Linked DNA regions of Homo sapiens: regions 1 and 3 are each linked to region 2. The links are chromatin loops, found by intact Hi-C in ENCODE. Cell type or tissue: heart left ventricle. All regions are shown on one strand. Links, peaks and the distances in the headings refer to the core of each region. The heading gives the core; the rest is flanking DNA. Region 1 holds the start of GYPE (glycophorin E (MNS blood group)). Region 2 overlaps SMARCA5 (SNF2 related chromatin remodeling ATPase 5). Region 3 holds the start of GYPB (glycophorin B (MNS blood group)).

Region 1 (9,082 bases), core at 1-5,000, 350 kb after region 2:
TCTCACCATTTGGCAGAAATAGGAAATTATACCTTTTTAAAACTAAAAGCCATATAACACCTTTGTTAATAACTCTTTAGTTTGGAAATGAATCTCCTTATAACTCAAACAAAGCAATACATTTATTCACAGAGAGCTATTTCTCATAGCATTTGATAAAATTAGTTTAATTCTAGCTAGACTTAGAATTGAAGTAAGCTTCTCATACTAGAAAACTGGATTCGGCCATAAATACTGGGCTCCCTTGTGCCATTTCCCCCACATTGGTAGCTGAGTTCCAGTAAAATCCATCCACCAGACTGGAAGAGGAAATACTACTCATTTATGCATTTAAATAAGATAGAACTAAAATAGGGTAGTTTACATTTTATTCTATGATCTCATACCCAATATAACAGAACCAAGATGAAATAAAATCACTTACCTGACAATAGTAATACAAAGATTATTTTTCCATACATCCTGAGATCACGAGCTGGCTCCTGAAGTTAGTGCAAAAAAACTACCAAAGACAACTGCAAGTGTCAGTGTCTGGCCTTAGCCTGCTAGCTGTTATCTTCCAGGCCCACCTTCCTGTGGCCATCATCAGCTGATAGGCAGGGGAGGCATTTTAAATGATGCAAGTTGTTAAGCGCCTGTTAATAAAGATACATGGATATCTTGGGGCTATGAAAGTGGTAAGTACAATTTTCACTGCAAGGAACAGGTGGCTACTTGTGATATTAACTTTGCATCAGTTAAGTGGGCATGGTAAGGTGGTAGACAGGAGCCACCCAACTGGACAAAGAACTGGACTGTGAATCTCTGAGGCCAGGGCACGTGCCAGGCTGAGGTAGCTGTTGTGGAGCCATAGACCTTCTCATTTCTAATGTCAAGACCCGGTGGTCCAGATGAAAGTGACTTCCTATATGTGAAATGAACATATTTGAGAAATTTAAATCATTTGAGTGTTCTGAGGTTCTGAAAGACTCCCAAACTCATGGTGAGTCACACAGCAATGTAAGAGACATGAGATGCAACAAATCTTTCAGTGAAAATAGAGTTTGAACTGAAGAGCTAGTGCTGTGCAGCTATGAAACCAGTGAGCTGTTTCTGTCTGAAATATACCTTGCTAAGTAAGCATAAATGAATACCAAGACAATAAATGAAAACAGTCAGAAACAAAACCCAACAAACCAAAAACCTTATCATTAAAGTAGGTTAAAATGAAAGGTATGGAAATGTGAGGAAGCTCAATTTTAAAGGGAGACAGAACAAAAAATATAAATTAGGTCTGAAATGGTTCAACAGAAGGTGACTGGATACTCCATCTAAATCATCTTACTTCCTGTAAGATTTTTGTGAAAGTCTTTCCTGCCTGACCCAGAAAATCAATTTGCTATGTAAGCAATTTGCCACATATATCATACTTACATATTTACCCAAAGTGTGGTTTAAAAAAATCATTTATGAAGCTAATGTTTGCAGATTCAGGAAACTGGACCACAGAGAAAAAAAAGTATTTACTGGATAAAAGATGGAGATAAGTATCAGCAGAGCATCCCAGAGAGGGAGGAGCCTGAGATTGAGGGACTAATGGATGGAGGGAGTGGAGATGCAGACTTGGGAGAGACGGAAGAATGAATGACACAGACGGGGTAATCTGAGCAGCAGGAAAAGAATCCAGAGTGCCTCTTAAGGCCCTGCCAATTCATGTAAAACAACTGCAGCAAATTTTATTAAAAACTTAAAATTAAACAATACATAATAATTTAATACCTTCCATAAATTCAGTGTTTGTTATGGCTGGATATCAGTTTGGGTTGCAGGAATTGTGCTCAAGAGTCAACCAAGTAAAGGAAATGTTGTTGATATTCATATAAGCAGTAAGAATTAATTCACATGATTTTATATTGACAAAGGGAGAGCGATTAGCATGAGTCTTAAAAATGCTATTTCTGAAAATGGGTAAATAAATGTCACTATTCTTACGATGGACTATTAGAGCAACTATTAAAATCATGTTTTCAAAAATAAAGATATGGAGACTCAGGATAAAATGGATAAGTGGAAAACAGCAAGATCTGAAAATTGTATATACACAAATAAAATCCTATTGGATTCTTTTTTTCCTGGGTTGTGCTATCTTCACCTGGAATACACCTACTCCTTTTTAGGTGGCCTCCAATTCTGCTTAGGGTCTTCATTGAATAGTACTTCCTCCACGAAGCCTTCCCTGACTTCCTGTCTTTGTCAGGTGCCCCTGCTCTATACTTGTGTGGTTCCATCTTCTTCCCTTATCACAGGACTTATTACACTACGTTGCAATCATTGTGTCTCCACTGGACTACAGTTTTTAAGTGGACACACCCTGACTATGGCTATCTTATTTACCAATGAGTGCTTGGGGCACACTTGACAATAAATATTTCTCAAATCAATAAATGACAAATGAATATTGCAGTGCAGAGGAAAGCAACTTCTCACGGGCAGTCCTGGGTGTATAGGCTGATCATTTTTTATATATCCTGCGGGTAACCTATGTCATATCCTAGCTTCAGGTTCCCTCCAGTATGGAGGTCCATTGCTAAGGCAGGAAGGGGAAAATGAAAAGGAAACTCAGCCTAAAATTCAGCTTTCATACCTTCTTCAGCCTGGACTGGTCAGAGTCTGAGAGTGCTTTCTTTTCCATGACCTCCCACTTTCCTTTCCTGCAGAATCACATCGTTAGCAATTCTCTAAACTCCTGTAGTGCTGACACAGGCCTGTTTATTAACACCTGTCTCAGGTTGTTGTGAACAATCTGTTCCTTTGTATTTGTGGGTCCTGTCTCTGTTGTTCTGTTTCCAGCATCTGGCACAATGCCCTATAGAGTACCTGGCCCTATTAAAGTAAGTCAAAACCTGGAGGGTTCTCAATGAGGAAATCAGAGGTCAGATTCAGCACCTCACACAGGGTGTGAGGAAGCAGTGCCGTACAGTGCTCTCTAGTGGCGTATCTGCACAATGGAAGGAAAAAATGTGAGCCCCGTAAATGCAACAACAAAAAAAATACATCAGATTACATTTTTCTCTTTCAGGCATTCCTTAATCTTCTTTAAATTTTTCAGAAATATTTTTACTGAAGTACACATTCATAATTATCATAAAATTCTACCTATGAGCTATATCATGCAAATTATTAGACAAATCCACATCTTTTAAGAATTTTGAATCTTTGCATAAAATAAAACAAGTACTTTTGAGGCATTTAATCAAACATAAAAAACTTATCCAATTTTCTTGATACTACATGTCTTTAAGCTATTTTTTGAATTGCCCGAGTCATTTCTATGACGTAGTTAAGAAGGATGAAGTTCAATGTTATAATCTAGGAAAGGCAACTTGGATCGATCAACACAAACTTATACCTTGCTTGTTTCATGACAGAGAACCATTCATTTTTGTCAATTACTTACCTCTCAACTATTTCAGGCTTAGATTATTCCTGAAGATGGTTGCATGCTAGTCTGATCTGCCAGTGGAGAAGTGTGCTTTTCATGTTTTGCATGGAGGAGTGGAGAACAGGGGAGGGGCAGGAAAGTTGAGGCACTGTGGTTTATACTACTAGCCTCCTTGGTACCTCATCGCCTTAGAATTGTCCAGCCTGCCTTGCCAGAGTAGTCTAAGAACTTTCCCTGACCTTTGTTAGTTTATCATTTCAAAATTTTTTTAAAATAAAAAAACAACTACAAGTAAGATAAATCTAACACTCAAAATAACCCTGTTAGAGAGGCAGAACAGATATTAGCATTCTTATTTTATTTTATTTTATTTTTATTTATTTATTTTTTTGCAATTAACTTGTACTTTATTTTGAAGTTGTGACCGGAAAGTTGTTTTAAAGTCTGTCTTTAAACTTACAAATATTATGTCAAATTGCTCCTAAGAGAGGATCAGTAGAGATTTAGTTCTTATAGTATTTCCTCAATTATATTTGGCAAATTAGATTTTCAAAACAAGAGTTTAACTTGTTATTAATTCTTCATGTTTACATACTTAAACCTCAGGTAGAAAAGTATTACAAGCTATCAGTGGCGTCTGCAATATAGGTGGGAAAGGTGAGTGCAAAGAATAACACATATTCTATATTAACAGTAAACATAGCTATTTCTGTTCTCCCTCAGCTACCAAAAACTGTCTTAAGCCTCCAGATTTAAAACCGCTGGGTTCATTCACTCATTCAGCCATTTATTTTTGTGAGCATCTCTTAGGCAGTCATGTGCTATGCTAATCCTATCTGACTCTTCCCTCTCCTTTGTCCTTCAAACCCCGTTAGTGGCCAAGTCCCATTAATTTGGGCATGTCCCACTTCTCCTCTTTCCAAATTTCTGAAGTATAGGTCAAGTCCTCATTAACCACTGAATATGCACCAAATGGAAGATTATGCAGTCATTAAAACCACTCATAAAAAGTATACAACATGAAGAAAATCATTCAAGTAAAAAGAACAGAAAACTGTACAAAATATTATATAATCACATCCATGTAAAAAAAGAATTTGGCATGGAAAAAGATGAAGAAAATAACATACTAAGAGGATCTCTGGTGGACAGGTACTTTGCCTTTACGTTACTGCATTTTGCAAATTTCCCGTAATAAGCAGTTATTATTCTAGAAGAAAATATAAATGAGCTTTATTTTTAAAACTTACTATTTTAGTTAGATAACAAATTACTCCTGAGGTTCAGAACTGTATATCAGAAATAACCAAAATAAACACAAGCATGCAGCTAATTCTTTAACCTAATTCCTTAAAAACTAAAAGGTGCTTTTACCCATGCCTCTTACTGCATTTCCACATGCCTAGAAAACCTCTCCTCTACAATGTTCCAGTGAGACTCCGATGTCAGCTTTCATAAAATAAGTTGTTCTTACCAACTATTCCACATTATTTTTAAAACTTCAGTGATCTGCTTTCTCCTAAACTCTAATTCTCATTTTTCCTTCCAAAGCATCCTAGATTTGCCTTTTCCTATTACCACTGGTACCCACTGGTACCTGCAATCCTCTTTTCTCTAGGAATCTACCCTTAATTCTAGTACAAAACTAATCTTTAAACACTGCTTTCATAAAATCACTTGTCTTTCTGAAATGTGCAAGAGCTTCCACTTGACTCAAATCTAAGCCTATTGTTGAACCACAAATCTCCACTCGACCTTACATCTTATTTCTTCAAACCAGGCAGAACTACACTGTTCCTTATATTTAAACCATGCCTACTCTGTTTTCATTGTGCTATTCCCAATTTTCCATGTAAAATGTCCTTCTTCTGGCCCCTGTTAATCTAAAGGCCAAGCTCAAGGCCCACTCCAAGTCCTCCAATCATCTCTTTAAGTATTCCAGCCTATACTCATCTCTCTTCTGATTCCCTGTTGCACTTACAGTTAGTATCACAAAGTGTAACAATTGTTCTGTGACTATTGTGTATAGATTGGTTTTGTTTCCACAAATAAGATACTAGACAAATAAGGTACCAGAAAGCAGAGACCAACAGACCCAAGGAAAACGCTAGACACATAAACAGTTAATACTAAATGAATAATTTTTTTCTACAGTCAAAATACTAATGCTCCAAACCATTTTTAAGTCGTCTTATTTGAAGTTATGTGAGCCAAAAAGTAAATCTGTCTCACATTTTATTTTTATCCTGCCAAAATTTAAAGTCTATAACTTGGTAGAAAAAAACAATCGGACAAGAAAGTTTAATTTTCCTCTCACTTAATTTTATCTGGTAAAACCAGGACTTCAGGAATAAAGTAGAACTGTACATTTCTCCCATCTCTTCTGCTCCTTTCAGAAGTATCTCCAACTCAGGAGATATGGAAAGTACCTTCTTTTCTTAAATTATATGGTAATATTTTTTGTCTGTTACAAAAATAATAAAAAGACATGCTCAACACATAATTAACCATATGACTATAAGTCTTTTTGATCAACTCAGGAAATAATTCTTGAACTACTTTTTGTTCAGAGAAAAAGTGCAGGATCTAGCGAAGTAATGTGATTGCTCAGGGTATCACTGACCATGCCCAGTTGTTCCTATTCTTCTTTCCTTTCCCAAGTTCGTCAAGTGTCTCTGAGGACTCAGTCAAGTGTCTCTGAAGATTTACCCTTCCCATTATTCTACCAAACCTAAACCTAAATTCAGCCCAACTGGAGACATTAAATTCTCTAGGTTTTCAAGGGTCACAGCATTAAGAGACTAGACAGCCTTGAGATAAGTACCAAGTTTATATAACATGAGTTAATAAAATAAATGGTCACAAGGACTCTTCCATTCAGTGTAGATTAACAACTATTTGCACACAGGCTTAAGCAGGACGAGCAAAGTGGAAAAATATTTCGCTAGTAGTATTTGTCCGTGTCCCAAGAAAATCTAGAAAAGAACATCTTTTTAATTGACATGTCAATAAATATAAACTACTATATTATTTATAATGTTAAGCTACCTGAAGCATGCCTCCCCTGATTCTGTGGCATTCTTTGGAAGAGATCATGGTTGTATTCATAATATCTGTAGTCTTCATGTGCACGATCTCCAAGTGGCCGCTTTCTCTGACCATCAACAAAATTGTCTGAATAATAATATCGGGAACCAGAGTCTCCATTTTCAACAGCAAAACTAACTTCCGTTACAAATGACTGAGAAGAACCATACTCTCTAGGGACATCTGCTAGACTTCTGGCAAGATAAGAAGGTGCAGATAATCTGTTGCTTTCTCTTCTCATTATTTTATGAGGTGTTCTTTGAATTGGAGTTCTAAGGAAACTCTGGTTTCTTGAAACTACTCCATCTCCAGAAGTTGAAAAGGCATTAGGGCTTGAATCTGGAAGACAGATATCAGTTCGTCCTGGAATTTTTGGACCATGCTGGATGAATGAAGGCATAAGATTCCGAAGCAGAGGCGACGTCTCCTTCTTCACGTACTTCCCCTGCACCTCGGCCGGCTTGGACACTTCGTTTTTGGTTTTCTGTCGGGACAGCATCCTTCTCGACCAGGCCCGAGGCCGCGCTGAACTGCCTCGCTAGGGCTCCGCGCCGGGCGCCGGCCGTCTCCGCCGCCACCTCCGCCGCCACCTCCGCCGGCGCCGCCGCCTCCTTCCCTCCGGAGCCGCCGCCTCCGCCGCTGCCTGTCCGGAGCCTGGGGTCGCCCGCAGGGACTGCCGCATGTTCAGGGCGCTAAACGCGCCGGCCGCCGCTCAGTCGCTGGTCACTTCCTTCCCGGAAGTCGGCCCGCTCTGCGACGCTGCTCGGGGACCCCTTGAGGAAAGCCCAGCGACGCCGGGCCAGCGCATTCTTATTTTATGTATGAGCAAACTATGGAATGGAAAAGAGATTATGAGTTATTACTTGATTTGATTTGCCCTAAGTGTTTTTTAAACGTATGGATTTAGCGCCAACATTTAAAAAGAAGGTATATTTTAATTAAAAATCAGGAATTGATTTAATTTAAAATTTGGCTCCTCTTACAGGAAGATCTGGCAAGAGTTAGCGTGCAGTTCTACATTGTGACAATTCATGAGAGCTAAGGACTGGCTGTCTCTTGGGACAAATAGGCTTTCTTGAGTCTGGTAAGTGCTCCACTTGATGCTTGCTTCCATTTCTTAGATTAGGTTCTACTGTGGTAAGGCCTCAAAATCTCAGTGTCTTGCAGCAACACTGGTTCATTTCCTGCTCACATTACATTTGGTCTATGACGGTGACAAGTTCCAGGATCCAGACTGAAGGAGCCACCCCCATTTGGAATATGCTGTTCTTGTTGCAAACTGGGGGAAAAAGGCCAGATAAGGAATGGCTTTTAATGCTTCCTCTCAGACTGTGTTATGGTTTTTTTCTCACATTCTATTAGCCAAAGTAAATCAGTGGCCAAGCTGACCTCAATGGGACAAGTAAATATAATTCTTCCAAATGGAAGTCCTGCAAGTCATAGGTCAATGGTGAGGATATATAAAACACTTACAGGAAGGGCCCTAATAATTGGGAGCAAAAACACAATCCATCGCATTCATTTATACTCTTTCTAAGCTTTTGGCATTTGGGTTTGGAAATCTAATTTATTTAGGAGTCTTCTTCAACACCTTCTAGTGATGAGATTTCTTTAACCCAGTTTTCAGTTTCCTTTCTTTAAAATTATAATGAGATGTGATGTGCGTTGAAGAAACCCCAGAAGTGAGAAACTCTCATCACTACAATGGTGATGTAGACAGTGGAAAACTGTTCCCAGTTGCCTCTAAGTCCATCGTGCTATACTGCTGGAATCAGGTATCATACATAATCTTTCTGCTGAGAATTGATAGGTCCAGCTTGTTCTACATCCAAATAATAATTCAACCAATGATTTGTGAGCACCTACCGGGCACTGTGCCAAGTGTGGAAGACACAACCTTCAGTAACTCAAGTTTCCCTTCAGGAACTGACAGCTTAATTTGGAAACAAATAAATTAAGAAGGCAATTGCATTATGGAGTGTCAAGTGGATGATAGTAGTAAGCAAAGGGTGTTATAAGGGTACATAAGAGGGGTACCTAACTCAGGGTTGAGGTTCTGGAAAGGTTTTCCAGAGCAAGCAATGAGACCTAAAGGATGAGTAGACAAGTCACGGGAGAAGTAAGAACATTTTAAGCAGAGAAAACAGCATGAGCAATGGTCTGATATCAAGAAAGGCAGAGATAGTGCAAGAATACACAATGTAGTAGTTTTCAAAACTGTTTGAAATTTTAATCTCACATTTGTTCTTTTCAATGTCTAGGATATCAATTCATTCTGCGATTTACCTTTGTAAAGATGAATTTAGCCCTGGTTCTCTATATGAATACTAGAGGAAGTATATTGATAAAAGAAAAGGAACAAATATGTAGTCATTTCTAAGATTTATTTTTATTAAAATGTAACACTCACAAACTGTAAGTGTGTAACTCATATATATATATACACACATATACACACACATACATGAGTATATGTGTGAAACTGTCACTCAAATCAAGACATAGAACATTTCAGATGTATTCCAGAGATCATGGTGGATGGGAGGCAGGACTGGATTGCAGCTCCCACTTGGA
Region 2 (10,094 bases), core at 1,298-6,297:
AGAGCTTAGGGACTCAAATGGAAACTGTGTGAAGGGAAACTCACTTGAAAAAAAAGCATGAACCAGCTAGGCCCTGCCACCACTGTGTTTGGCCAAGTTCACAAATCTGTTTTAACCTGTCACTTCCCTGTCACTTCTCTGGCTTTCCTCTCCCGCTAAGCTTTTGTTTCCTGGCAGTAATTAAAATCTTCTGTCAGTGCCACAGCTACTACTGCTACTGGAACTGCCTTAACCACTACTGCTACTGGAACTGCCTTAGCCACCTTGGTATCGTGGTTTGGCAAAGTATTGGCCTCTACCACCATAGGGCCCAGAGCTTCTGCCTCCAAAGTTTCCTCCCTTCATGGGTCCAAAATTTGAAGACTGATTGTTGTCATTGCCAAAATCATTGTAGCTTTTACCACCTCCAAAATTGCTTCAATCATTACCAAATCTATTATAGCAATCCCCACTGCCACCATATCCATCACCACCACCATGGCTGCCACCAAAGCCACCACGATCACAGAACTTGATGACTGTATTTGTGACTAATTGTATAATAGTTTCTGTTCTGTGGAAAGTAAAGCATTCCAACACAGGGTTTCAGTGTAGATTGTTTTGTTTTGTACCCATGCTGTTGATTGCTAAATGTTTTAATAATCTGATCATGATACTGAATAAATGTCTTTTTTTTTTTTTAACAACAAAGCATGAAAGATTGCTTAATTGTACATCTGACAAAGTGCTGGAGGCTATTATAAAGTGTAATTATTACTACTTTTAAGAGACAGGGTCTTGCTCTGTCACCCAGGCTGGAGTGCAGTGGTGCAATCACAGCTCACTGCAACCTCAAACTTCAGGGCTCAAGTGATCCTCCCACCTCAGCTTCCCAAGTAGCTAGGACTACAGATACCACGCCCAGCTAAGTTTTTTTAGTTTTTGTAGAGATAGGGCCTTGCTATGTTGCCCAGTCCGGTCTCAAACGCCGACTTCAGGCAATCCTCTTGCGTCAACCTCTCAAAGTGCTGGGATTACATGTGTAAGCCTACATTCCAAAGTGCTGGGATCATAGTTGTGAGCCTACACCACACCTGGCCTACATTTTGTTTTTCATAAAGTTGAGAGAAGCAAATCCTAAGCATAGAGTACAAGTTGAGCATCCCTAATCAAAAAATCTAAAATCAGAAATGCTCCATAATTTGAATGCTCATTAGGGCATTTCTGATTTTTGGATTAGGGATGCTGAACTGATAAGTATAATGCAAGTATTCTAAAGTCTGGAAAATGCTAAAAACACTTCTGGTTCCAGGCATTTCAGATAAGGATTGCTCCATCTGCCCTTTGAGTATTTAATATATGCCGATTGTTTGAACTAATCTGGATTTAATTATATAAATGATTATATAAATGATCTTTGGCTTAGTACCTTTCTTAATCTCGATCTTAAAAAGCATTGTAAAACACCCCTGTGGTTTTTCAGAAAAATTCTGAGTAAAAAATAAATTTCATCTTGTTCTATCCCTTTGAATCTAAAAAACAAATCTTTTTGAAAGGATGTGCTACTATATTTCAAACCAGTAGTTTTGGAGTAGAACATTGCTAAAAAAATGGGTACTAAGGAGGGTAATTTAAACAAAGTAGATTAATGACACAAGGTGGATTGATGAACTCATAAATCCAAATGAATGGAATGCTAGAAGACATGTATTAACGGAGTAGCTGTTACCAAAATATATACATATTTTGTATATGTACATAGCTGTTACCAAAATGTATCTTTGCCTGTTGGAATCTGATGTCAAGATCAAAGGTGAGGGCATCCCTCAGATGACAGATAATGGGCAAAATACATTCTTGGTGTGGAGCAGTGCTGCAGAATTAACTTCGCTGTGTACATCCCAGAATCGTTTTGGATCTGTTAAGGTTTTTATTAGAATGATTAAATAGGCTTTTGCAGCATTAACTTTACAGTAGTTACCAGAAAAGACTATGCTACAAGAACCAAAATTGAAGTAAGAAGAAAAAGACTGAAATGATATGATTCTAAATGAAAAAAATGAAGAAGTGGAATAGTTTCTCCACAGGCATAAGAGGCAAAGCATTGTTTCAGAAGTGGACTGGCACCTCACCTGAGATACTCAAGACTGGCAACATGGGTCTACATTCTTTGTTACCACAGATTCCCTTGTGTCCGGAGAGATTCCCTAGCTCTAATGACAGCTTTTTTGGGGGGTAATGAGGCTATGAGAAGATTGAGGATCTAGGTACTTGCCTTTAACTCTACAGCATACAAGGTGTGTGGCTCTTATCTCTAGGACACCAATATTTAATGTTGCATATCATGTATCTCCAGTACAAGAAGAAAGTTTATCAGAATTTAGTTAATGTTGGAAACTTTGTAATATAAACAATGTAAACACTACATTGACAAAAATATTTTATTAATACAAAGAATATGCATATAGTTTGCTTACTACAGAAATTCTTGTTTTTGATGTAGACAACCCAAAGGAGTTTTTATGTATATAGATTGTGAATAAATTGGGAAAAGAAATAGAGATAAGTAGAGATTATTTCACTTCATTAAACTTTTGAAGTCCTAATTTAGTTCATGTGATTATTTGTAAACTTTTCTTTATTAGTCTTCCTCAATCATTGAAGAACCCAGGATTCAAATACAATACTTAATGGAAACACTTTTTCATCCCAAACTAAATCCTGCCCTGAAAGCCGAATTCACTATGAAATCTGAGATGAAACTCCAAGGCTATTATGCTGGCCAGTGGAAGGTTGGTTCACCCCTCTTGAGGTGACATTAGGGTGGTCTGCAGACATCACTGGAGTGGACAAAGAGATGCCTGGGTGGTTGGGGAAAGGACAGATCATAGACAACAGTAGCCTCTTTCTAGAGCTCAGTTGCAATAAATACCACAGTTACTCATCAGACACATTGGCAGTTCTACTTATTCCCATGTTTCAAAACTAGAGAATTCTAGCAAGGACTAAGCACTGCTTCTGTAGACCATCGGTATTTCTCCATGGCTGTTTGAATTTTTGTCAAAGCTTCTGTGTCTCATGCACACTAGTGACTTTTGAGACAGAGTCTTGCTCTGTCACCCAGGTTGGAGTGCAGTGGTGCGATCTAGGCTCACTGCAACCTCTGCCACCCAGGTTCAAGCAATTCTCCTGGCTCAGCCTTCCGGATAGCTGGGACTACAGGCATGCACCACACCTGGCTAATTACTGTATTTTTAGTAGAGACAGGGTTTCACCATATTGGCCAGGCTGGTCTCGAACTCCTGGCCTCAAATGATCTGCCTGCCTCCGCCTCCCAAATGTTGAGATTACAGGTGTGAGCCACTGCATCTGGCCTGATGCAGATTGATAATTTCTTGAGTGAGGCAGTGCTGTTGCCTAGTAGCAAGGCTTAGCTGGGTGAGACATTACTAGCTGCCTTCAGAAGCGGATCTCTGCCCTGAAGTTTACCAGCCTGCTTTCCTTGATGCCCATGCTGGCTGGGTGTAGGGATCCTGAGTGGAGGGAAAAAGAAGAATAGATGATACAGATTTGCTGTGCAAAGGCGGAGTTCTTACTGGCTCTTCCTCACAAACAGGCTGGTGATTAGCTGACTTTCAGATTCCCTTCTGGGAGGTGGCAAGGGGCCATCTGGTCATCCTAGCTTTGCAAGGAGTAACTTTTTTTTTTTTCATTTTATATGCCCTTTAATCCCAGTAGATGGATAGGTTTGCTTTCTTAGTATGCTTTCCAGTTGTAGAAAGGTCTTTTCTCTGGGTATTGGCTTTCCCCCAGCCTCCTATTTTTTGCGCTCCCCCTCCTCCCCAGCCACCTCTTTCCCTGGGAGCCAACTTGATAAAAGTAATGGCACAAGTCTTGCAGAATACTCCTACCAATCTAAATGCTGCAGACGCCACAGTGCTTTTTTCTCACCCTTAATAGTCGTAAGATAAGTTAGAGGGAGCTCCTTCAAGAGTACGCTGAGTTTAGTTTCTTCACAGCAGGAACTAATCTTTAAAAAAAATTATCATTGGGCTCCTTATTGTAACTGGACAGTACTGGAACTGGGTGGGTGCTTGATAAGAGAATGAATAGTTTAGGTAGTTACAATGAAACCACAGGCACCTGTAGAGGTCTCCCCAGGCTCACCTTGACGCTCTGATTGGCGGCTGCAGACCCCATCCGCGAGATGGCAGTGTTAGGAACAAAGGTGAGCTGCCCACTGCAGGTCAAACGCTGCCGGCTACCAGCTGCAGCTGGGAGTGAAAGACTAGAATACAGAAAGGCGCAGGCAGTCACGTAGGACTAGGCCGGGTTTAACACCCGAACAGTGGTGCTAGAAGGTCAGAGTCTTCTACGTACATGTTGGAAACATCCTTGATTGTCTAGCACCAAGACTTTTAAACACAGGGGGACAAATCATCACTTTGGGTATTTGTAATTGTTCGTCAGTTCAAATCTCTTGGTTTTAAAAAAATACTTTCCCTCTGCGCGACTGGCGCGTCACGTCGCGCGCGACCAGTCCGCAGGGCTCCTCCCGCGCTGCTGATAGGCCCGCAGACGGCGGCCCAGCAGAGGAGCGGAAAGCATGGTCCGGGGGGCGGCGGACGCCTGGTAGGCGCTCGGGCCGTTGTTGTGGGGCTGCGCGCTGGCGCTGCAGGGCGGGATGCTGTACCCAAGAGAGAGGCCGTCGCGGGAGCGGAAGAAGCTGGACCGCCTCTGGAGCTTCCGCGCCGACTTCTTCGACAAACTGTGCCTTGGCTTCTAGGAGTAGTGGTATCGGCGTCTGCTGCGAGAGTCGGGCTCCACCATGGACATACCGGTTCCCTCCAGCTTCAACGACGTTGGCCAGGACTGGCGGCTGCGGCATTTTGTAGACCAGATGTGGTACGAACGGGAGGTGACCTTCCTGGAGCAATGGACCCAGGACCTGCACACAAGAGTGGTACTGAGGATTGTCAGTGCCCACTCCTATGCCATCGTGTGGGTGAATGGGGTCGACGCGCTAGAGCATGAGGGATCTACCTCCCCTTTGACACCGACATCAGTAGCCTGTTCCAGGTGGGGCCCCTGCCCTCCCGCCTCCGCATCACTATCACCATCGGCAACATGCTCATCTCCTCCACCCTGCCACCAGGGAGCATCCTCGACATGGCCGACACCTCCACGTGGGTACCATCCTGCTTCCACCGCAGACACCCACCTTCCTGTCCCACCCCGTGGGGCATTACATTAGGGTAATTACATTAGGTAAGTCACATATCAGTGACTTACAAATTTTGTAAGTAATTAAGAAATTTTCAATAAGTGTGGAGCTGAATATTTACATGAGCCCTTCAAAAACTGATAGTTAATGGAATAAATGAAAATAACAGGAGAGACTTTGTTGAAAGAAGACAAAATAGTCAAGGAAGTGATAGAGGATACAAAAGAAAGATGAAAACTTACATTCATTTAATGTCTAACCGTGTGCCAAAAGACAATATTATTATTTAGTTTTCATAACCACAACATTTGGTGGATATGATTGCTTCCATTATATAGGTTAGGAAAGTAAAGCTTAGGGGTTTGTGAACCCACTAGTTTAAAGTTGTGTAGCCAATAGGTGGTTGAGTGAGAATTCAAAACTGGAACAGATTTGCTTGATCCAGAATGGTATAACTTTATTGTCCATGCATTGTCTTCTACATTTTACTGCCTGTAAAGTGGGAGTCAGTTATGGGAGGAGACCCAGAATGTCACAGGTTTTGAAAGCTGCTGTGGAAAATTTGGAAGGAGGCATTGGATTTAATGACTGATACAGGTCAGTGCAGATTGACCTTGGAGAGAACAGTTTTCTTCAGTGGCATGGTAGTGTTCAAAACAGGATCTGATGGTAAAGAAAATGTAGAACCAGTGTGTGTAGACTCCTTGATGGAAAAGTTTATTTGTAAAATATCAGAGGAAAATTATAATATAGATTTGTCCATTCAAACCCCAAAGTCCAGATTCTTACTGCAATATTTGATGTAGCCAATATACAGCAGTTGAGTTCAATTTTGGCCCCTGTTTATGTGTATGCTAAAGAAAAATAACAATCCTAAGCCTATGCCACTTAAACAAGAGGATGTGATTATACTATGAAACACTTGTGACCATAGGAATATAGCAGTGCTAAGGCAAAATAGGTCTTAACTTGACTTTTCCTGTCATTTGCTGCCATTGTTTGCCAAAGGTCTAGCACCTATCTTCAGAGGAAAGTCAAGAAATTAGTGCTCAGATGGTGGGATGAATTCCTGAATTATTGTTGGCTCTAGTAGTTTCTTCAGATCAATTTTATAGTTTCTTTAGAACTAGAAAATTAGGTCTCAGAATGGCAGTTGGCCACCCAATGTGTATAATACAATTACTCAACCAGCTGCTTGAAAGCAAGGGGCAACAGAGAAGTCAGCTACTGGCTCAGGCAACAGGAAATTTGATGATACTCCTTGGTCAAATCCTTCATTTAACATACATTTATATAGAACCTTTCTGTATCAGGCACCATTCTAGGTACCACAGATAAAACAATAAAGAGAACTGACAAAACCTCAGCCTTCATGGAGTTTATATGCTAACACATATGCATAAACAAACACATATAAAAATCCAGAAAGTCGTTACTGCTGTGAAGACAAACAACACAGAGTAAGCAGATACTGATGTTGGGTTGTTGCCTTAAGGTGGTCAGCAAAGTTGTTTCCGGGGAAATGACATTTGGATGAAAAACTGAATAATGTAAGAGAGTTAACCATCAAACATCTGTGTGAAGATCTTTAGGAGGAGTGGGGGAACCGCAAGTGCAAAAGCCCTGTGATGGGAAAGTGCTTGTTATGTTTGAAGAACAGCAGTAAGACACCATGGCTGGAGTGTAGTGGGGGAGGGAGAGAGAGGTGGTAAATAATAATGGAGACTTAGTTAGGGCCACATCATGTAAATAGAGCTTTTACAGTCTTGTAGACAAGAAATATGTTTTGATTTTTCCCTAAGTCCACAAAATAGTTTGTGATAGAAAGCCATCGAAAGATTGAAAACAGGGGAGTATTATTTGTAACCTCAGTTGCTGTTCCATGCAGGCATAGGAAAGAATAATGCTTCCTTGCTCCATATCTATTGCTGAAACAGTTCTCCATGATCTCTTTAGTCTGAGGACAAATGACATTTTTCTGGTTACAAGACAGAGGGGATATGCCATCCTAGGCATTGAGATTGGGAAATATCAAGCATGCATGTGACTGCCAAGTATTAAACCCCATTTTCTGATGACCACTAGGGTTCCAGGTATCAGCCCATAAAGTGAGCTTTTTCTGAGAAGAACGAAAGATGGCAGGTAGAAATGATTGAGCTGGTAAAGAAGACTGAGGCTTATTGTTAAGGTCTGGGGCCTAAAAATGTCAGGGTTCAAAGTGATCAATTTGGAAAATAAAGAGATTTGGACCCTCCTCTGAAATCAGGGAGTAGTGAATATGTGGAGTCAGAAAGTAACTGCAAATTCTGGAGAAACTGTGGAAGCAGCATTTTGTAGGAGGGTGGGGGAAACAACACCCTCAACTAGTATTTCTACCTTCTGGTAAATCTATTACTTTAACTTTACCTCTGCCAGTCAATAAAACTTTTTCATGTTTTGGTACATTTAAAAAATACTTTTCCTCTTTCTATTACTTAAATTTCACATTAGAGGTTGATGTGGGCACCCAATGACAGCGTGTACGGGCACATTTTTCTACTGTGTGGTTAACTCTGCTTGGTATCTGACTTGTTAACAGATCTTCTTGCTGGATACATATCTCTAGGAACAGAATTAATCTTTTTTCCATTTTAGAGGCCAGAAAACCCATGAAGAAAGGTAATAAGAAATTTGATTCCTGGTTATATTATAAATTATTGAAGGTAATTCTTCAAGGCAGCCTCTCCCTTCACAAGCCCAGAGGTCTAGGAGGAAAGAATGATTTTGGGAACCAAGCCTGGGGCCCCCCATTACCCTGTACAGAGTCAGGACACTGTTCCCCGAATCCTAGCTGCTTTGGCTCCAGCCTCAGCTCAGAGGGCCCCAGATACTGCTTGGGCAACTGCTCTAGAGGGCACAAGCCATAAGCCTTGTAGGTTTCCACATGGTGTTAGTTCTGCAGGCAGGCAGAAGGCAAGAGTGGTGGAGCCTTGGCAACTTTCCTCTAGATTGCAGAGGATATAGTGGAAAGACTGGGTGCCCAGGAAAAAGCCTGCTGCAGGAGTGGAGGCCCTGTAGAAAGTCTCGATAGGGCAGTGCTGAGGTGAAATATGAGATTGAAGCCCCCCATGGAGAGTCCTCACCGAGGCACTGCCTAGTGGAGCTGTAGGAACAGGCCACTGCCTTCCAGATCCCAGAGTGGAAGAGCCAGCTTATACCTTCAGCCTTGAAAAGCCACAGGCATTCGACTCCAACCCATGAGGGCAGCCATGTGAGCTGCACCCAGCAGAGTCATAGGGGTCTGACTGTCCAAGACCTTGGGAGCACACCCCTCGTACCAGTGTGGCCTGGATGTGGGACATGGAGTCATGGGAGATTATTTTGGAGCTTTAAGATTTAATGTCTGCCCTACTGGGTTGCAGATTTCTGTGGGGCCTGTTGCCCCTTATTTTTGGCCTATTTCTCCATTTTGAAGTGGAAATGTTTATCAGTCTTTATTTCATCATTGTATCTTGGAAGAACATAACTTGTTTTCTTTTTTTTTTTGATTTTTCAAGGTAATATTCTCAATATTATTTATTATTTATTGATAGCACATGACTTCAAGAGAGTTAACACATTTGAGTTTAAAAAATGATTTGCTTGTAAGTAAAAAATAGAATGTAACATACAGAATAGAAATCTATATAGAGAAAATCATATACAGTAAAGATAATTGAATTAGTTTAAAAAGGCACATAATGAATAACAAGTACTACTTTTTAAAAGAATGTTTATGCTTTTGGTTAAATATAGTGAATGTATTTTTATTACTTTTCCAGAATTATGAATAAATAATTATACCCCATCATATTTATCATTTTCTAAAATTATGTTTTATATTCTAAAATAATTTTTATGTCAGGCAATTCTGTCTTTCTATACCTTTCTATACAATTCTGTCTTTCTATAAATATTCTTCCAGGCTGTATTTCACTTTGTGCCTTGTGTTTTCACCTAAATGTTGAGGGAAGAAAATTATTTTTTGGCAAATAACCATTTTCCTCCAGGTTTTTAATCTAAAGGTGGTTATATGCTAAAGACAATATGATATTAAGAAAGCAGAATGTGTCATGTTCTTACTCAAATGCTAAACCTTTTCTTAATGGAAAGAAAATATATAAACTAAATATGTTGTTTCTGAGACCTGAAGATTATAACTTTTTAAATGTATTTCAGTCTAAAAGGTTAGGATCCCATGTATAAACATGGCAGTGCATAAGACACAACTGAGAGGCGAACTGCTATACTATACAGAATTGTTAGCATTTCTTGTGGCTCGTGTATGTTTCAGAAAAAGATCAGTAAGTTACCACACTTTTCTTGCAAAATTGTATATAAATTAACCTGATATCCTTTTATACCAAATCGTGGTTACTAAATATTGCTATTCTGTAAAAGTGCCTAAGAATCATTATTTTCAACACTAACACCCCGGAAACAGTAAGAGAAACCTGAAAGTGGTAGGAAAGAATGAAAGGCCTTATTAGTCATCTAAATTATAAGTTTTCTTTTATGTTGTTAATATGGACATGGTAATTATAACTCAGTATCTTCTTGGGGTCCCTGACTCATTGTTCTTCACTCACTCTTATTAGGACCTCTGGAAGATATAATTTATCCTATTTAAGTGAGCAGGATTTTCCCCTCTAGACATACTTTATAAGCATTTTCTCATTAGAAAACCACATGTGCTATAACAGTAGTTTGATTTGCTCTTTACAATATCAACAGATACTACTTGTTTCTGTTTGTTTTTTGTTTTTGTAGAGACAGGGTTTCATCATGGTGATCAGGCTTGTCTCGAACTCCTGACCTCGTGATCCACCCACCTTGGCCTCCCACAGTGCTGGGATTACAGGTGTGAGCCACC
Region 3 (9,201 bases), core at 1-5,000, 460 kb after region 2:
CTCATACTAGAAAACTGGATTCGGCCATAAATACTGGGCTCCCTTGTGTCATTTCCCCCACATTGGTAGCTGAGTTCCAGTAAAATCCATCCACCAGACTGGAAGAGGAAATACTACTCATTTATTGATTTAAATAAGATAGAACTGAAATAGGGTAGTTCATATTTTATTCTATGATCTCATACCCAATATAACAGAACCAAGATGAAATAAAATCACTTACCTGACAATAGTAATACAAAGATTATTTTTCCATACATCCTGAGATCATGAGCTGGTTCCTGAAGTTAGTGCAAAAAAACTACCAAAGACAACTGCAAGTGTCAGTGTCTGGCCTTAGCCTACTAGCTGTTATCTTCCAGGCCCACCTTCCTGCGGCCATCATCAGCTGATAGGCAGGGGAGGCATTTTAAATGATGCAAGTTGTTAAGCGCCTGTTAATAAAGATACATGGATATCTTGGGGCTGTGAAAGTGGTAAGTACAATTTTCACTGCAAGGAACAGGTGGCTACTTGTGATATTAACTTTGCATAAGTTAAATGGGCATGGTAAGGTGGTAGACAGGAGCCACCCAACTGGACAAAGAACTGGACTGTGAATCTCTGAGGCCAGGGCACGTGCCAGGCTGAGGTAGCTGTTGTGGAGCCATAGACCTTCTCATTTCTAATGTCAAGACCCGGTGGTCCAAATGAAAGTGACTTCCTATATGTGAAATGAACATATTTGAGAAATTTAAATCATTTGAGTGTTCTGAGGTTCTGCAAGACTCCCAAACTCATGGTGAGTCACACAGCAATGTAAGAGACATGAGATGCAACAAATCTTTCAGTGAAAATAGAGTTTGAACTGAAGAGCTAGTGCTGTGCAGCTATGAAACCAGTGAGCTGTTTCTGTCTGAAATATACCTTGCTAAGTAAGCATAAATGAATACCAAGACAATAAATGCAAACAGTCAGAAACAAAACCCAACAAACCAAAAACCTTATCATTAAAGTAGGTTAAAATGAAAGGTATGGAAATGTGAGGACATTAAAGGGAGACAGAACAAAAAATATAAATTAGATCTGAAATGGTTCAACAGAAGGTGACTGGATACTCCATCTAAATCATCTTACTTCCTGTAAGATTTTTGTGAAAGTCTTTCCTGCCTGACCCAGAAAATCAATTTGCTATGTAAGCAATTTGCCACATATATCATACTTACATATTTACCCAAAGTGTGGTTTAAAAAAATCATTTATGAAGTTAATGTTTGCAGCTTCAGGAAACTGGACCACAGAGAAAAAAAAGTATTTACTGGATAAAAGATGGAGATAAGTATCAGCAGAGCATCCCAGAGAGGGAGGAGCCTGAGATTGAGGCTCCTCTAATGGATGGAGGGAGTGGAGATGCAGACTTGGGAGAGACGGAAGAATGAATGACACAGACGGGGTAATCTGAGCAGCAAGAAAAGAATCCAGAGTGCCTCTTAAGGCCCTGCCAATTCATGTAAAACAACTGCAGCAAATTTTACTAAAAAGTTAAAATTAAACAATACATAATAATTTAACACCTTCCATAAAGTCAGTGTTTGTTATGGCTGGATATCAGGTTGAGTTGCAGGAATTGTGCTCAAGAGTCAACCAAGTAAAGGAAATGTTGTTGATATTCATATAAGCAGTAAGAATTAATTCACATGATTTTATATTGACAAAGGGAGAGCGATTAGCATGAGTCTTAAAAATGCTATTTCTGAAAATGGATAAATAACTGTCACTATTCTTACAATGGACTATTAGAGCAACTATTAAAATCATGTTTTCAAAAATAAAGATATAGAGACTCAGGATAAAATGGATACGTGGAAAACAGCAAGATCTCAAAATTGTATATACACAAATAAAATCCTATTTGATTCTTTTTTCCTCTGGGTTGTGCTGTCTTCACCTGGAATACACCTACTCCTTTTTAGGTGGCCTCCAATTCTGCTTAGGCTCTTAATTGAATAGTACTTCCTCCACAAAGCCTTCCCTGACTTCCTGTCTTTCTCAGGTGCCCCTGCTCTATACTTGTGTGGTTCCATCTTCTTCCCTTATCATAGGACTTATTACACTACATTGCAATCATTGTGTCTCCACTGGACTACAATTTTTAAGTGGACACACCCTGACTATGTCTATCTTATTTACCAATGAGTGCTTAGGGCACACTTGACAATAAATATTTCTCAAATCAATAAATGACAAATGAATATTGCAGTGCAAAGGAAAGCAACTTCTCACGGGCAGTCCTGGGTGTATAGGCTGATCATTTTTTATATATCCTACGGGTAACCTATGTCATATCCTAGCTTCAGGTTCCCTCCAGTATGGAGGTCCATTGCTAAGGCAGGAAGGGGAAAACGAAAAGGAAACTCAGCCTAAAATTCAGCTTTCATACCTCCTTCAGCCTGGACTGGTCAGAGTCTGAGAGTGCTTTCTTTTCCATGACCTCCCACTCTCCTTTCCTGCAGAATCACATCCTTAGCAATTTTCTAAACTCCTGTAGTGCTCACACATGCCTGTTTATTAACACCTGTCTCAGGTTGTTGTGAACAATCTGTTGCTTTGTATTTGTGGGTCCTGTCTCTGTTGTTCTGTTTCCAGCATCTGGCACAATGCCCTGTAGAGTACCTGGCCCTATTAAAGTAAGTCAAAACCTGGAGGGTTCTCAATGAGGAAATCAGAGGTCAGATTCAGCACCTCATACAGGGTGTGAGGAAGCAGAGCCATATAGTTCCCTCTAGTGGCGTATCTGCACAATGGAAGGAAAAAATGTGAGCCCCGTAAATGCAACAGAAAAAAATATACGTCAGATTACATTTTTCTCTTTCAGGCATTCCCTAATCTTCTTTAAATTTTTCAAAAATATTTTTACTGAAATACACATTCAGAATTATCATAAAATTCTGCCTAAGAGCTATATCATGCAAATTATTAGACAAATCCACATCTTTTAAGAATTTTGACTCTGCATAAAATAAAAGAAGTACTTTTGAGGCATTTGATCAAACATAAAAAACTTATCCAATTTTCCTGATACTACATGTCTTTAGGCTATTTTTTGAATTGCCTGAGTCATTTCTATGACGTAGTTAAGAAGGATGAAGTTCAATGTTATAATCTAGGAAAGGCAACTTGGATCGATCAACACAAACTTATACCTTGCTTGTTTCATGACAGAGAACCATTCATTTTTGTCAATTACTTACCTCTCAACTATTTCAGGCTTAGATTATTCCTGAAGATGGTTGCATGCTAGTCTGATCTGCCAGTGGAGAAGTGTGCTTTTCATGTTTTGCATGGAGGAGTGGAGAACAGGGGAGGGGCAGGAAAGTGGAGGCACAGTGGTTTATACTACTATCCTCCTTGGCACCTCATCGCCTTAGAATTTTCCAGCCTCCTTTGCCAGAGTAGTCTAAGAACTTTCCCTGACCTTTGTTTGTTTATCATTTGAAATTTTTTTTAAATAAAAAAACAACTACAAGGTAAGATAAATGTAACGCTCAAAATAACCCTGTTAGAGAGGCAGAACAGATATTAGCATTCTTATTTTAAATATGAGCAAACTATGGAATGGAAAAGAGACTATGAGTGTATTACTTGATTTGATTTGCCCTAAGTGTTTTTTAAACGTATGGATTTAGCTGCTAACATTTAAAAAGAAGGTATATTTTAATTAAAAATCAGGAATTGATTTAATTAAAAATTTGGCTCCTGTTACCGGAAGATCTGGCAAGAGTTAGCATGCAGTTCTACATTGTGACAATCCATGAGAGCTAAGGACTGGCTGTCTCTTGGGACAAATAGGCTTTCTTGAGTCTGGTAAGTGCTCCACCTGATGCTTGCTTCCATTTCTTAGATTAGGTTCTACTGTGGTAAGGCCTCAAAATCTCAGTGTCTTGCAGCAACACTGGTTCATTTCCTGCTCACATTACATTTGGTCTATGACGGTGACAAGTTCCAGGATCCAGACTGAAGGAGCCACCCCCATTTGGAATATGCTGTTCTTGTTGCAAACTGGGGGAAAAAGGCCAAATAAGGAATGGCTTTTAATGCTTCCTCTCAGACATGGTATGTGTTATTTTTTTTTCTCATATTCTATTAGCCAAAGTAAATCAGTGGCCAAGCTGACCTCAACGGGACAAGTAAATATAATTCTTCCAAATGGAAGTCCTCCAAGTCATAGGTCAATGGTGAGGATATATAAAACACTTACAGGAAGGGCCCTAATAATTGGGAGCGAAAACACAATCCATCACATTCATTTATACTCTTTCTAAGCTTTTGGCATTTGGGTTTGGAAATCTAATTTATTTAGGAGTCTCCTTCAACACCTTCTAGTGATGAGATTTCTTTAACCCAGTTTTCAGTTTCCTTTCTTTAAGATTATAATGAGATGTGATGTGCGTTGAAGAAACCCCAGAAGTGAGAAACTCTCATTACTACAATGGTGATGTAGACAGTGAAAAACTGTTCCCAGTTGCCTCTAAGTCCATTGTGCTATACTGCTGGAATCAGGAATCATACATGATCTTTCTGCTGAGAATTGATAGGTCCAGCTTGTTCTACATCCAAATAATAATTCAACAAATGATTTGTGAGCACCTACCGGGCACTGTGCCAAGTGTGGAAGACACAACCTTCAGTAACTCAAGTTTCCCTTCAGGAACTGACAGCTTAATTGGGAAACAAATAAAGTAAGAAGGCAATTGCATTATGGAGTGTCAAGTGGATGATAGTAGTAAGCAAAGGGTGTTATAAGAGTACATAAGAGGGGTACCTAACTCAGACTTGGGGTTCTGGAAAGGTTTTCCAGAGCAAGCAAGACCTAAAGGATGAGTAGACAAGTCACGGGAGAAGTAAGAACATTTTAAGCAGAGAAAACAGCATGAGCAATGGTCTGATACCAAGAAAGAGAGAGATAGTGCAAGAATACACAATGTAGTAGTTTTCAAAACTGTTTGAAATTTTAATCTCACATTGGTTCTTTTCAATGTCTAGTATATCAATTCATTCTGCCGTTTACCTTTGTAAAGATGAATTTAGCCCTGGTTCTCTATATGAATACTAGAGGAAGTATACTGATAAAAGAAAAGGAACAAATATGTAGTCATTTCTAAGATTTATTTTTATTAAAATGTAACACTCACAAACTAAGTGTATAACTCATATGTATATATACACACATACACACACACACACACATACATGAGTATATGTGTGAAACTGTCACTCAAATCAAGACATAGAACATTTCAGATGTATTCCAGAGATCATGGTGGATGGGAGGCAGGACTGGATTGCAGCTCCCACTTGAACAGACAAAGCAGCGTGTGGAGGCTTGTATCATGAACTTTGACTGCAGGAATAAATCAGGAAAGCTGAGAGAACCCACAGACCCTCTGAAGGAAGTGGATTGTTCCTGCAGGTCTCAGGAGACACCCCAAATGCTGTGGGAGCCCAAACTGCAAACTGTGGAAGTGGGAAAGGGGAATAGTCAGCTCCTGAACACACATCCTCACTGGGGAACCTAAAGGTCTAGATCACAGGAGAAGATTTTGACCTTACTTGGAGCTGAGTCAATTTAGAGAGCCAAGTGACATACACTGCTAGAGAAAGCAGCGCGAAAAGCCCTGTGGGCTCACTGGGTTCCCTAGCCATCCATTTCTGCCTTGCCTCACAGGGGTCCTTGAGGAGGGCTACCAGAGGCACTGGGAAATGGTCACAAAGAGAAGGAAACTTCCAGCTGAACTTTGTAACAATTTGAACAGATTGAGAAATCTCCTGGCCAGAACCTGGGGGAGGGCATGAATCCAGTGTGCAGACTCCACAGGTGGGGAAGTACCAAAGCCCTACTTGCTTTTGCAGCTGGGAGGCAGGTAGCCTGGGGCAGAATCTCAGCCCTGCTCACCCACTGCCTTGAAACAGACTCGGTGCTGTTGTAGGGGCTATGGTGGGAGTGAGACCAGCCCTTCGGGTTATGTGGGAGCTGGGTGAGGCCTATGACTTCAACTTCCCTGACAACCTGCATGGGATAAAAATCAGGGATAAAAATCACTACAGCTCTGTCCTCAGGAAGCCACATCCCTAGGAAAAGTGGGAGAGTACTATATCAAGGGAACACCCTGTGGGACAAAAGAATCTGAACAACAGCCTTGAGCCCTAGACTTTCCCTCTGACAGAGCCTACCCAAAGGAGAAGGAACCAGAAAGCCCACTGTGGTAATATGACAAAACAAGGTTTTTTAACACCCCCCCAAAATCTCACTAGCTCACCAGCAATGGATCCAAATGAAGAAGGAATCCCTGATTTACCTGGAAAAGAATTCAGAAGATTAGTTATTAAGCTAATCAAGGAGGTACCAGAAAAGGCAAAGCCCAATTTAAGGAAGTGAAAAAAAAATGATAGAAGAAATGAGGGGAGAAATTTTCAATTAAATAGATAGGATAAATAACAAACAATCAAAACTTCAGGAAAAAATGGATGCACTTATAGAAATGCAAAATGCTCTGGAAAGTCTCAGCAATAGATTCCAACAAGTAAAAGAAAGAACTTCAGAGCTCGAAGACGAGGTTTTCAAATTAACCCAAACCAACAAAGACAAAGAAAAAAGAATAAGAAAATACAAGCAAAGCCTGCAAGAAATCTGGGATTATGTTAAACAACCAAACTAAGAATTATCAGCCTTCTTGAGGAAGAAGAGAAATCTAAGTTTGGAAAACATATTTTGGGGAATAATCAAGGAAAACTTCCCAGCCTTGCTGGAGACCTAGACATCCAAATACAAGTTCAAAGAACACCTGGGAAATACATTGCAAAAAATCATTGCCTAGGCACGTTGTCATCAGGTTATCTAAAGTTAAGATGAGGGAAAGAATCTTAAGAGCTTTGAGGTAAAAGGACGAGTTAACCTATAAAGGAAAACCTATCAGATTAACAGCAGATTTCTCAGCAGAAACTCTATAGACTAGAAGGGATTTCGGCCCTGTCTTCAGCCTCTTTAAACAAAATAATTATCAGGCAAGAATTTGTATCCACCGAAACTAAGCTTCATAAATGGAGGAAAGATACAGTCTTTTTCAGACAAACAAATGCTGAGAGAATTTGGCACTACGAAGCCAGCACTACAGGAACTGCTAAAAGGAGCTATAAATGTTGAAAGAAATTCTGGAACAACATTAAAACAGAGCCTCTTTAAAGAGTAAATATTACAGGACCTATACAACAACAACAACAAACAAACAACAACAACTAAAAAACAAGGTATACAGGCAAGAAATAGCACAATGAATGGAATGGTACCTCATATCTCGATACTAACATTGAATATAAATGGCCTAAATGCTCCACTTAAAAGATACAGAATTAAAGAATGGATAAGAATTCATAAAGCAACTATCTGCTCCCTCCATGAGACTCAACTGACACATAAGGACTCACATAAACTTAAGGTAAAGGGGTAGAAAAAGACATTCCATGCAAATGCAACCAGAAGCAAGCAGGAGTAGCTTTTCTTTTTTTTTTTTAATTTTATTATTATTATACTTTAAGTTTGAGGGTACATGTGCACAACGTGCAGGTTTGTTACATATGTATACATGTGCCATGTTGGTGTGCTGCACCCATTTACTCATCATTTAGCATTAGGCATATCTCCTAATGCTATCCCTCCCCACTCCCCCCACACCACAACAGTCCCTGGTGTGCGATGTTCCCCTTCCTGTGTCCATGTGTTCTCATTGTTCAATTCCTGCCTATGAGTGAGAACATGTGGTGTTTGGTTTTTTGTCCTTGCGGTAGTTTGCTGAGAATGATGGTTTCCAGTTTTATCCATGTCCCTACAAACGACATGAACTCATCATTTTTTATGGCTGCATAGTATTCCATGGTGTATATATGCCACATTTTCTTAATCCAGTCTATCATTGTTGGACATTTAGGTTGGTTCCAAGTCTTTGCTATTGTGAATAGTGCTGCTATAAACATACGTGTGCATATGTCTTTATAGCAGCATGATTTATAATCCTTTGGGTATATGCCCAGTAATGAGATGGCTGGGTCAAATGGTATTTCTAGTTCTAGATCCCTGAGGAATCGCCACGCTGACTTCCACAATGGTTGAACTAGTTTACAGTCCCACCAACAGTGAAAAAGTGTTCCTATTTCTCCACATCCTCTCCAGCACCTGTTGTTTCCTGACTTTTTAATGATCGCCATTCTAATTGGTGTGAGATGATATCTCATTGTGGTTTTGATTTGCATTTCTCTGATGGTCAGTGATGATGAGCATTTTTTCATGTGTTTTTTGGCTGCATAAATGTCTTCTTTTGAGAAGTGTCTGTTCATATCCTTTGCCCGCTTTTTGATGGGGTTGTTTGTTTTTTTCTTGTAAATTTGTTTGAGTTCATTGTAGATTCTGGATATTAGCCATTTGTCAGATGAGTAGGTTGCAAAAATGTTCTCCCATTCTGTAGGTTGCCTGTTCACTCTGATGGTAGTGTCTTTTGCTGTGCCAAAGTTCTTTAGTATAATTAGATCCCATTTGTCCATTTTGGCTTTTGTTGCCATTGCTTTTGGTGTTTTAGACATGAAGTCCTTGCCCATGCCTATGTCCTGAATGCTATTGCCTAGGTTTTCTTCTAGGCTTTTTATGGTTTCAGGTCTAACATTTAAGTCTTTAATCCATCTTGAATTAATTTTTGTATAAGGTGTAAGGAAGGGATCCAGTTTCAGCTTTCTACATATGGCTAGCCAATTTTCCCAGCACCATTTATTAAATAGGGAATCCTTTCCCCGTGTGTTTAAAAGAATGTGATGCCTCCTCCCCACCCACTTGCTCCCTCTTGCTATGTGATACACCAGCTCTCCCTTTGCCTTCTACCATGATTGGGAAGCTTTGTGAGGCTTTCAACAGAAGCAGATGTCAGCACCATGTTCCCTGTACAGCCTGTAGAAACATAAGTCAAACTAAACCTCTTTTCTTTATAAATTTCCCAGCCTCAGGTATTCCTTTGTAGTAATGCAAAATGGACTAACATACTGGGGGAGTCACATTATCTTCTTCCAAAAGCTGTTTCAAGACCTCTCCTCAATCACCTCTTTTATCAGAGCCCTGGTCCAGGGTGTGCACTGCCCACCACTTTGCCCTACATGGAATTCATGGACAGAGCCTCTTCTCAT

Evidence for each region. Hi-C counts contacts between places; a loop is a spot of excess contacts. Peaks named below come from ENCODE experiments on the same cell type or tissue, not always from the same donor. Only the 100,000 strongest peaks of a DNase experiment are listed, where the experiment ranks them.
Region 1: it touches region 2 in a loop (15-fold over the local background); 24 of 110 quality-filtered maps call a loop at or near these places.
Region 3: it touches region 2 in a loop (9-fold over the local background); 11 of 110 quality-filtered maps call a loop at or near these places.

The regions. Positions count from the first base shown.
Region 1 is chr4:143,905,047-143,914,128 of GRCh38, forward strand. GYPE (glycophorin E (MNS blood group)) reads right to left here and starts at 513. Exons shown (of 4, transcript NM_198682.3): 1 at 425-513. The coding sequence starts at 461. The region is part of intron 9 of LOC105377459 (a long non-coding RNA gene); the gene reads left to right. LOC101927636 (a long non-coding RNA gene) reads left to right here and starts at 7,285. Exons shown (of 7, transcript NR_125886.1): 1 at 7,285-7,403; 2 at 7,494-7,592. It also overlaps the pseudogene LOC100420464. In heart left ventricle, for the core only: a CTCF peak has its summit at 2,966 (motif pointing left); no DNase peak of the experiment used is centred there; H3K4me3 peaks cover 207 bases.
Region 2 is chr4:143,554,902-143,564,995 of GRCh38, forward strand. It overlaps SMARCA5 (SNF2 related chromatin remodeling ATPase 5), which reads left to right. Exons shown (of 24, transcript NM_003601.4): 24 at 1-2,585. It also overlaps the pseudogene GUSBP5. Among named protein-coding and RNA genes, the nearest start is that of SMARCA5-AS1, 45 kb to the left of the region's middle. RefSeq lists enhancers at 4,313-4,472, 4,483-4,592, 4,723-4,822. In heart left ventricle, for the core only: a CTCF peak has its summit at 4,169 (motif pointing right); DNase peaks (open chromatin) are centred at 4,220, 4,620 and 5,130; H3K4me3 peaks cover 1,531 bases; H3K27ac peaks cover 182 bases.
Region 3 is chr4:144,019,028-144,028,228 of GRCh38, forward strand. It overlaps GYPB (glycophorin B (MNS blood group)), which reads right to left and starts at 353. Exons shown (of 5, transcript NM_002100.6): 1 at 224-353. The coding sequence starts at 260. In heart left ventricle, for the core only: a CTCF peak has its summit at 2,762 (motif pointing left); no DNase peak of the experiment used is centred there.